Regions from separate parts of the Homo sapiens genome. Here region 2 is linked to region 1. Evidence: read pairs that join two places in POLR2A ChIA-PET (ENCODE). Cell type or tissue: CD4-positive, alpha-beta T cell. All regions are shown on one strand. Each heading gives the region's core, and the rest is flanking DNA. Links, peaks and the distances in the headings are about the cores only.

Region 1 (5,384 bases), core at 113-5,112:
GAAGTGAACTGCAGGGTAGGAAAAACTGGAAATAAAGTAAAAATGCCTTGTGTGCTTTGTTGGGAGAGAAACAAAGGTGATAAACACAGGTAGCAAGGTCTTGGGAAAGGAAGATTTTAAGAGCATGCTTGGATTAACTTTGAAAATAAGGGGCTTAGGGTACTTCTGAAATAGCAACAGAGGGAGGAAAGGATGGAAATATTGATGGCAAGAGAAAGAAGCTCACATTAGCCATGCTACACGCTGTATTAACCGCCCTCTACTTTTAATAAGATCACCTAAGCGTGTTTAGGGCCCCTTCTCCAGATTCGTATTATTTTAATCTTTACAACACGGATGTACTACTACTTGAAAGACTTAAGCTTATTATAGTACACATTTATTCATTATAAAATGAATCCTTCTGGAATTAGCTCAATAGTTTAACAAGTTTTCTAAACAATTTAAATTGTTCAGTGTAACTTGTAGCAAGTTCTCCACCTTTCATTATCTTTCTTCCCAAATTTCTCCAAAAAGAAAAAAATCCTTACCTGTGGTACCAGAATGAACAGATAATGACCTTTCTATCTGGAGTGGTGACATCATCTGTATTGTTAATTTTGCTAGGTAGATGGCTTCATATTCCTAAAAAAAAAATAAGTTAATTAACTTAATTATATATTTACATTCTTGGATACCCAAAATAGTGATTAATGTATACACTGTTGGTATTCTTCATCTGTATTGAAAAATCTAGTGCCATATTGTTTGAAGAGAAATGGAAGTTTAAAATTCCTGTCTCATAAATTCAGAACTACTGATAACTATAAATCAAGCCCGGCTAATAGTTTGTGCTAGGGTACTGCATGCTGAACTGCCAGTCAGTATGGCATTAGCTATAATGATCTCTGACTTCATCTGTTTAAAAAAACCCCAAAAAACACCAAAAACTTAAATTGGCAATCTCAATAGTCCTCTGCTTCCAGTTATAGATAGAAGAATAAAGGCATTTTTGTTTCTCTCTTTTCTGAAAACAAGGAAAACATTTGATGAAACTAGGAAACATCCATTACCCTGAAAATGAGAAGAATGAGGGGAAAAGGAATTGATTACCAGCTACGTCAGGATAGTGGTTACTTTACAGAGGGAGAAACAGATTTGTGCCTGAGAAGCGGCATGAAAAAGGCTTTTGGTGTCCTGGTAAACATTCTGTTTCCATACTTCGGCAATAGTTACATGGATGTTTATTTACATTTTATGCATTTTCTATATTATAATTTCACAATAAAATTTTCAAAAAAAATAGAACCATCCTAAGCTAGGCATAGCAGATAACTCCTCTGTGGGCCAGAGTAGGTACAGTTCATAGCTCGCTAAAAAAGGTGACCTAAAATAAAACCAACAAGCCCTTGCATGGTATGACAAAGTCAGGAAATATGAGTGGCCTATGGGAGAAGGTGGGACATATTAAGGAAAATGTGAACACCTACACCTGCCATTTTTTGCAAGCAGCAGGCTGTTTAAGTATGGTAAGGCGGAAGTGAAATTTGGTTGCATGTAGCCAAGCATCAGTTGATCTTGGATAGCTAAAAGTAAAGGCTAAATCAGCAATTCTAGCCTGGATATACATGAGAATCACCTGAGGCACTTTAAAACCTATATACCTAGGCCCCACTCTCACAGATTTTGATTTCATTGGCATGGGTAAGGATTCCCCAGGTGATTCTAATATGAATCAGTGTTTATCAATTTAAACAAAATAAACCTGTGATATAAGGAGCTCTGCTTCTTACTCACTGATTCATGCCACCAAAGGAACCTGGGAAAATTCAAGCTGTCAGCCTTCCCCAACCACTCCTCTGGCCCCTTTCCCACAATTTTATTCTTGGGTAAATAGCTGATCTAAGACGAATACCTCCAGTTCAAAGATGACCAATAATCAAGAAGGAACCAGTTAGGTCTTACTCAAAGATTTTGCAAGAAAAAACAAAACAAAACAAAACAAAAACAGAAAAGCAAGAGTATAACCAAATGTCATAAAGAAAATGCCATAAAACTTATACCATGAAGCAGATGAAAACTATGAACAAATTAATCAAAGAAAATATGGCAGTTATGGGATTGAATGTTTGCATTCCCCTCATAATTCATATGTTGAAGTCCAAACACTTAATGTGGGGACTTTGGCAGGTGATTAAGTTGGGATGAGGTCATGAGAGGACTGGCCCTATGATGAAATGAGTATCCTTCTAAGAACTATGCTCCCACCTCAAACCACTTACACTTATTCCTCTACCTCAAATGCTTTTCCCCAAATACGTGCATCTCTTTAGGTCTTTGCTCAAATATCACTTTTCAGTAAGCCCATTTCTGACCACCCTTCTAAAAATACAATTCTCGTCCCACCTTCCTTACATGGCCTTATTTTTCTTGGATTCATTACTTCTGGCCTACTACATTTTGTTTGTTGTCTGATTCTCCCACTAAATAAGTTTCGTGAGGTCAAGGATTATTGTCTGTTTTGTTCTCTGCTTTACTGTCAGTGCCTAACTAAAACAATGCCAAATAAATATTTAATGAAACAATGCAGCATGGGACATGGAAAACAAACGTGAGAAAAATCAAGTGGAAAAAAAAAAAAGAACAAAGCTGCAAATAATTACAGAGAAAATAGCAAATAACAAAGAAAAAAGGGAACATAAACTATACCGGGGTAAGGGGTATACTAAAAAGAAAAAGAAACAGAACAACCAAAAGGGTAAATACACAATAGAAGACAACTTTCCTGAAATCAGGGAAGGCTTGAATTTGCAAGTGGTAAGGGCACACTGTGACTCAGAAAAAAACTGATGTAGAGCAATCAACAAGATACATCTTGGCCGGATATAGTGGCTCATGCCTGTAATCCCAGCACCTTGTGAGGCCAAGGTGGGAGGATCGCTTGAGCCCAGGAGTTTGAGACCAACCTGGAAAATATGGCAAAACCCCATCTCTACCAAAAATAATTTAAAAAACTAAGCCAGGTGTGTGGTCTCACGTCGTAATCCCAGCACTTTGGGAGGCCGAGGCAGGCAGATCACCTGAGGTCAGCAGTTCCAGACCAGCCTGGCTTACATGGTGAAACCCTGTCTCTCTACAAAAAATACAAAAATTAGCTGAGTTTGGTGGCACATGCCTGTAATCCTGGCAACTTGGGAGACTGAGGCAGAAGAATCGCTTTAACCCAGGAGGCAGAGGTTGCAGTGAGCCAAGATTGCCCCATTGCACTCTAACTTGGGCAACAGAGTGAGACTTTGTCTCAAACAACAACAAACAAAAAACTTAGCCAGGTGTGATAGTGTGCACCCATGGTCCCAGCTACTTAGGAAGCTAGGGTGGGAAGATCACTTGAGCCCAGGAGGTCAAGGCTACAGTGAACCATGATCGCGCCACTGCACTGTAGCCTGGGTGACAGTGCGAGACCCCCTCAAAAAACAAAAACATAAAAAACCAGGATACACCTTGATAAAGCATCTTATGGTCATCTAGATGAGGGTCCCCACCCCTGGACTGCAGACCCCAGAATCGGTCCATCGCCTGTCAGGAACCAGGCCACACAGCAGGAGGTGAGTGGCACTCCAGGGAGCATTACCATCTGAGCACCACCTCCTCTCAGATCAACAGCAGCATTAGAGTCTCACAGGAGCGCAAACCCTATGGTAAACCTATCCCTCCCTATGGTATGCGAGGGATCTAGGTTGCACACTCCTTAACTAATGCCTGATGATCTGATATAGAACAGTTTTGTCCTGAAACCATCTCCCCCGCCACCCCATCCGTGGAAAAATTGTCTTTCATGAAACTGGTCCTTGGTGTGAAAAAGGTTGGAGACTGCTGATCTAGACAACCTTCTCCTGATACAAATCAATTCACCTAAGGGGGGAATCTTAAAATTGGTCTGCCTTCAAACTTCTCTAAAACAATATTTAGGCCAGGCACGGTGGCTCACACCTGTAATCCCAACACTTTGGGAGGCCGAGGAGGGCAGATCACCTGAGGTCGGAAGTTTGAGACCAGCCTAGCTAACATGGTGAAATTCCATCTCTTCTAAAAATATAAAATTAGCTGGGTGTGGTGGCATGTGCCTGTAATCCCAGCTAATCAGGAGGCTGAAGCGGAGAATCACTTGAACTCGGGAGGTGGAGATTGCAGTGAGCCTAGATTGTACCACTGCACTCATTCCAGCCTGGGCGACAGAGTGAGACTCCATCTCCAAAAAATAAAAAACAAACAAAAAATATTTAATATCAGGTCTGTGTACAAAATCACTAGGGAAAAAGTATTAAATACCTATTTTATATCTAGCCACTGTCATTCAAATATAAGGGCAAAAGAAAAATATTTTCCAATATGCAAAGGGATAGTTTCCATGGGAATATAGTTTCCATGAACTATTCTTAATAAAGTCCAAGAGTTTAATAAAGACACTGGAACAGGTAATAGGATTGGCTGAATCCTATTTAAATGTAGGATTAAGGGCTGGGCGCCGTGGCTCACGCCCGTAATCCCAGCACTTCGGGATGCTGAGGCGGGTGGATCACATGATCTCAGGAATTCGAGACCATCCTGGCCAACATGGCAAAACCCCGTCTCTACCAAAAATACAAAAATTAGCTGGATGTGGTGACATATGTCTGTAATCCCAGCTACTCGGGAGGCTGAGGTGTGTGAATCGCTTGAACCCAGGAGGCAAAGGTTGCAGTGAGCCGAGATCACACCACTGTACTCCAGCCTGGGCAAGAGTGTGAGACTCTAACTCAAAAAAAAAAAAAAAAAAAAGGAAAAGTAAATAAATAAAACCTTAAAAATTATGTAACAAACATAAACACACCAAAAAATTTTAAACTATAGCAGAAGGTTAAAAAAAGGATTCATTTAAAACAGAAAGCATAATATGAAATAATAATAGATAAGATTGTATCTGTCATTTTCAGTAAATGAAAGTGGGTTAAATTCACCTATTAGGAAACAATGATACCAAATCTAATAGCAAAACTCAATCCTAGACTACACTGAGGAAAAGCATCTAAAATCAAGTGATTTAGAAAGCTTGAAGGAAAAGGAATGGGAAAACTCAAAAGGTAGCAAGCGAACAGAAAGAGTAGGATTCACAATATTAAACGAGGTTAACTGCAAGGTAAAATAACCGAAATTTGTCCAGGCACAGTGGCTCACACCTGTAATCCCAGCACTTTGGGAGGCCGAGGTGGGAGGATCATGAGGTCAGGAGTTCGAGACCAGCCTGGCCAACATGGTGAAACCCCGTCTCTACTAAAAATACAAAAATTAGCCGGGCGTGGTGATGCATGCCTGTAATCCCAGCTACTTGGGAGGCTGAGGCAGGAGAATCACTTGAACCCAGGAGG
Region 2 (5,384 bases), core at 133-5,132, 82 kb after region 1:
CACGTGTGAGCCACCATGCTGGAACAGAAGGCTGGAATTTTGAAGTGGTCCATGTTACTTGTCAGGCCTACCTTGGTCCTCCTATTTACTGTTCCTCAACTGGGGCCTTCTTATCTCTGCTTATTAGATTGGCCCTCTACCAAAAGCTATCATTACTTGAAGCCTAGAGCAGTTAGCCTCAAATGTTAGGATACTAACCTTTAAAACACATTAGCATTTAAAAAAATTTAGATTCCTGTGGTAGGTCAGAGTTCTGTTTTACTTTGGGATATAGCGTAGTAATTTTCCCCCTTACCCGCATTGTTCCATGTAGTAGTTATTTAGGCAGCCTTAGCACATCCTGAAACAACATCCAGTCCTCCCTGTTCCAGGTTGCCACCTGTCTTTGGTCTTAGTTGAGGTAATAGGATTTTGCTTTGTTTCCCGGATCCTGTTCTGTGTCTATTAACTGTATTTTACCTTAGCCCTTTCCTGAGGCTCTATTCTTTTTTGTTTTTTGAGACAGGGTCTCACTCCCATTGCCCAGGCTGGAGTGCAGTGGTGCAATCTCAGCTCACCACAGCTTCGACTTCCCAGGCTCAAGCCATCCTCCCACCTCAGCCTCCTAAGCAGCGGGGACTGCAGGCGTATGCCACCATGCCTGGCTAATTTTTTTTTGTAGTTTTAGTTGAGACAGGGTTTTACCATGTTGCTCAGGCTGATCTGGGACTCCCAGGCTCAAGAGACCTACCAACCTTGGCCTCCCAAAGTGCTGATTACAGGCATGAGCCTGAGATTCTATTCTAGTAACATGCTTTGTTCTCTGGTTTCTAGAACTGGTCCTGCCACCATCTTTGCCAGACTCTCTCCCAGGGATCAGGTTGGCAGGCTTATCTGAGTTGTCAGATGGCATGGATTTCCGAGAATCTTCTTGTCTTTCCTTTACTGAGCTGTCTTCATCCATTGAAACTCCTGCCACCCTTATACTCCCTTAGCAGCCCTGCTACCTGTGGTTGTAGTTAAGAATATCTCCTACTCCATATTTCAGGAAGGGGCAGGACATTTTTTTTTTTTTGAGATGGAGTCTCGCTCTGTCACCCAGGCTGGAGTGCAGTGGTGTGATCTTGGCTCACTGCAATCTCTGCCTCCCCGGTTCAAGCGATTCTCCGGCCTCAGCCTCCTGAGCAGCTGGGACTACAGACATGTGCCACCATGCCCAGCTAATTTTGAATTTTTAGTGGAGACAGGGTTTCACCATGTTGGCTAGGATGGTCTCAATCTCTTGACCTTGTGATCCGCCTGCCTCGGCCACCCAAAGTGCTGGGATTACAGGCGTGAGCCACTGTGCCCGGCCAAGAACATTTTAAAATCTACCAATCTACCATTTATCCTGCCTTCTTTCCCTTTGAGGTCTCTTGGCTATATGCCACCTCTGCTCTGGAGGATTTTTGCATTTCTTTCTGGTTTGGGGCTTCTTAGAGCTTCCTTTGTAATTAGGATAGAGATAGGAAGAATGATAGACACAAAAGGTGTTTACCTTTGCTGCTTGCTTTACTTGCTATGTGTGTTTCTGCCTCCTGTGCTTGTGTACTCTGGGGCACTGAGCACACCATAGGTGACATGGTGCTAGATATGTTTAATGAGACAGTATGGTGCTGGTCTCCAGTGATGAGTGACAATGGACAACATTCATTCATTCACCCACCTCTTCCACAAATAGTAATAATTTATTTGTGACAGAATCTCACTTTGTTGCCGAGGCTGGAGTGCAGTGCAGTGGTGTGATCTTGGTTCCCTGCAACCTCTGCGTTTTGGGTTCAAGCGATTCTCCTGCCTCAGGCGCCCAAGTAGCTGGGACAACAGGCATGGGCCACCATGCCCGGCTAATTTTTATGTTTCTGGTAGGGATGGGGCTTCACCATGTTGGTCAGGCTGGTCTTCAACTCCTGACCTCAAGTGATCCTCCCGCCTTGGCCTCCCAGGGTGCTGGGATTACAGGCCACAAATAATTATTGAGCATCTACTGTGTGCTTTCTGGAAGTATATGATTTTTCACTCAAGGATTTTATACTTTAGTGGGCAGGGGTAAAATAGATAAATTCACTGCTGTGAGGTACAGTAATACTTAGATAATAGTGTGTGGAGTGTCTTGGGAGCAGCTGGGAGAGGCATTTAACCCAGCGGGTGGTAAGGAGTACTGGAAGGACAGCTTCCTGAAAAAGGTGATACTGAGCTGAGGCTTGAAGATATATTTTAACCTTAAAAATGAATTCCTCAGGGGGAAGAATGGATGCCTTGAAACTTGCTCTCAAGTTTTTCATGTGTTTCTTTTTGTAACTTAATGTCTCTACTTTGCATATGTCCCTTTGGCCTTTGCAGTCTCTATGTCTGTCATTCTTTGCATAATAATTCATATCAAAGGGGAGAAACAGCTATTTTTTGTCCCTAGAAGTTCTGCTCTTAAGGTTGAAAAGAAAGTTTGAAAAATCATATCATTTAGGTTAGAAGTACTTTGTGTTGTTGGTATCCAAAATTAGGACTCTGAGATTCTTGTGTATTCAGAGAATTTTTAGTAGGAAACAAGGACAAATTTGCATATGAAATGAAAATAGTTATTACATGACAAAATATGTAGATCTGATTTCTAGAAACTGAATTAGTCCAAAACAAGTAAGAGTGGGAAAAGCAGTAAAAAGTTCTTCTTGAATATTGCTGTTGTCATCCAAAGTATTCTTATTTCTTTTAGGTGAAAAATTTCCATTACTCTTTTGTGATATTCTCAAAAGAAAGTTTAGGATTTTACAGTGTTCTGAAATACTGAATCTTAATTCAGTATTTCAATAGAGTATTATTGATTTGCTTCCTTATCAGTAGATTTTTAAATTATTTATTTCTAGGCTATAGATCTTCCTAAAATATAATCCAAAGTAGTTTAAAATGCAGATATCTAGACCAAAGTATAAAGATCTCTTTTCTGGAGCATGCTATATTTAACAGTTTTTTCCTAAGTTTGTTTTTGTTTTTGGAATCATGATATATTTGTTTCTTAAAGCAATCTTTAGTTCTATTAGATGTTTTTCTAGCTCAAATAAACATCTAAGAATTTTAGTTTAATTTGGCAAGTAACACTGGTGAAAAAAGAAAAAAAAAGAATTCTAGTTTCATAATTGATAATATTTATTATCATTACCATTGTATCCTAGGATATGTGCATTTAGTAGCTTGATTTAGTACATACCATTAAGACATTAGCTTTAAACATTTGAAGAGCAGGATTGACTTTGAGGTCAGTTTGCTGTTTCATTGTTACTAATGATAAATGGTTTCTAAGCACCATTCCAAACCTTTAAGAAATTGTTACAGCCCAATATTTGAGGATTGTTAGATCCTTACTGAAAGCTAAGGATGGGAATGCAGCTGTGCCTCAGGAAGGACAGTGGAAGTGGGAGCTGGAAACCCCTCAGATACCCAAGTAGCATATACTCTATCTCCTACCTCTGCTTCTTTGTGTATCTTTTTTTGCCCCCCAAGAATTCCGAGGACAATCAAGCTTTGTGTATCTTTTAAAAACTTTTCCTCTCTTTGCCAACTGGATCATGTGCTCCTCAGTTCACATGATGGAGTATTTGTTTTACTGGTCTAGCCACAGGGAGACATCTTTCCCTGTTATTCTCAATTCTAGGATCCTGGAGAGGGGACCATGACCTGGTTTGAGTTGGATGCCTACCCTTGGTCAGGTCAACTATGGCCTGGAGGGCAGAGTTACAAAATAAAGGTTGCCAGGGGGCCAACTCTCTCTGTGTGTGTGTGTGTGTGTGTGTGTGTGTGTGTCATGAGCTCTGCACACCTTCCATTCCTCGGTATATAGCAAGAGCAGCAGTATTACTAGATTATTGTCATACCCCATCTCAAGAAACTATGTGGGAGGAGGGAGGATAAGGACTGGTTGAGTAGGGGGCTGTTTCCTAACAACCATGTGAGGAAAAAGAACCCTGTTGCATTTAGGACATTTCAATTTAATATTTCATTTTCTTTGTAACAGGTTAGTGGTTACTTGGATGATTGTACCTGTGATGTTGAAACCATTGATAGATTTAATAACTACAGGCTTTTCCCAAGACTACAAAAACTTCTTGAAAGTGACTACTTTAGGTATTACAAGGTATTTTTAATTTTAATTTTTTATATATGAATACTTTAAATGGATAATTAGATTTTCTTAAGAATTACTGAGCTTCAAAATTGTAGTTGTTATTTAAAATTGATATAGGCTTTATTAAGAAAATTCAGTTCATAAGAGTGAAGCATGTGATTCTGAAACCATCCATTGGATAATTTTAATAACTGAATTTTACACTCTAGAGTTAGAATCTAGTTGGTTAAATTGAAGTTAGGACAGAAATTATTATATATTGTTATCAAAATGGTGAGATCATAATTTTCTAAAACATCAGATTGGCTCCAATTAATTAAAATAATTAAATATTTTTTGTAGAATCATGACTTTATCCTGACCTATATTATTTAAACAAATCACTTGTGCTGTTTTATCTTGAGATATCTACTAGAAGAGTTTAGAAAACCTGATCAATGGAGTATTTAGTTGTAGTCAGTTTACAATTGTCTATCCTCTACCTGTTAACTCTTTCTTGTTTGAAAAGAATGTGAGTCGAGCTACTTTGGCTCCTAGTTGCCATCTGTTCAGGGTCTATTTAGTGGCAGTCTGTGTCTTTTTTTTTTTGAGACAGAATCTTGCTTTGTCACCCAGGCTGGAGTGCAGTGGCATGATCTCTGCTCACTGCCAACTTCCGCCTCCTGGGTTCAGGCAATTCTCCTGCCTCAGCCTCCCAAGTAACTGGGATTACAGGCACCTGCCACCACACCTGGCTAATTTTTGTATTTTTAGTGGAGATGGGGTTTTGCCGTGCTGGCCAGGCTGGTCTTGAACTCCTGACCTCAGGTAACCCACCTGCCTTGGCCTCCCAAAGTATTGGGATTACAGGCGCCAGCCACCTTGCCCAGCCCAATCTGTGTCTTTTTTTTCTTTTTTGAGACAAAGTCTTGCTCTTGTCATCTAGGCTGGAGTGTGGTGGCATGACCTTGGCTCACTGCGCCCTTCGACTCCTGGGTTCAAGTGATTCTCCTGCCTCAGCCTCCCGAGTAGCTAGGATTACAGGCACCTGCCACCAGGCCTCGCTAATTTTTGTATTTTTAGTAGAGACGGGGTTTCGCCACGTTGGCCAGGCTGGTCTCAAACTCCTGACCTCAGGTGATCCGCCCCCCTCGGCCTCCCAAAGTGCTGGGATTACAGGCATAAGCCACTGTGCCCGGCCCAGTCTGTGTCTTTCTAACCAAGTCTACCAATTTACTTATACCAGCCTCACATTTATGCAGTTGTTATAAAC

Evidence for each region. ChIA-PET counts read pairs that join two places held together with the same protein. Peaks named below come from ENCODE experiments on the same cell type or tissue, not always from the same donor. Only the 100,000 strongest peaks of a DNase experiment are listed, where the experiment ranks them.
Region 2: POLR2A ChIA-PET joins it to region 1 with 5 read pairs; 5 of 35 experiments call an interaction of 5 or more read pairs at or near these places.

What each region holds. Positions count from the first base shown.
Region 1 is chr14:52,764,080-52,769,463 of GRCh38, reverse strand. It overlaps STYX (serine/threonine/tyrosine interacting protein), which reads right to left. Exons shown (of 11, transcript NM_145251.4): 10 at 531-624. Among named protein-coding and RNA genes, the nearest start is that of GNPNAT1, 25 kb to the left of the region's middle. In CD4-positive, alpha-beta T cell, for the core only: no CTCF peak of the experiment used is centred there; no DNase peak of the experiment used is centred there.
Region 2 is chr14:52,682,545-52,687,928 of GRCh38, reverse strand. ERO1A (endoplasmic reticulum oxidoreductase 1 alpha) reads left to right here. Exons shown (of 16, transcript NM_014584.3): 2 at 4,022-4,141. Among named protein-coding and RNA genes, the nearest start is that of ERO1A, 10 kb to the left of the region's middle. In CD4-positive, alpha-beta T cell, for the core only: no CTCF peak of the experiment used is centred there; no DNase peak of the experiment used is centred there; H3K27ac peaks cover 430 bases.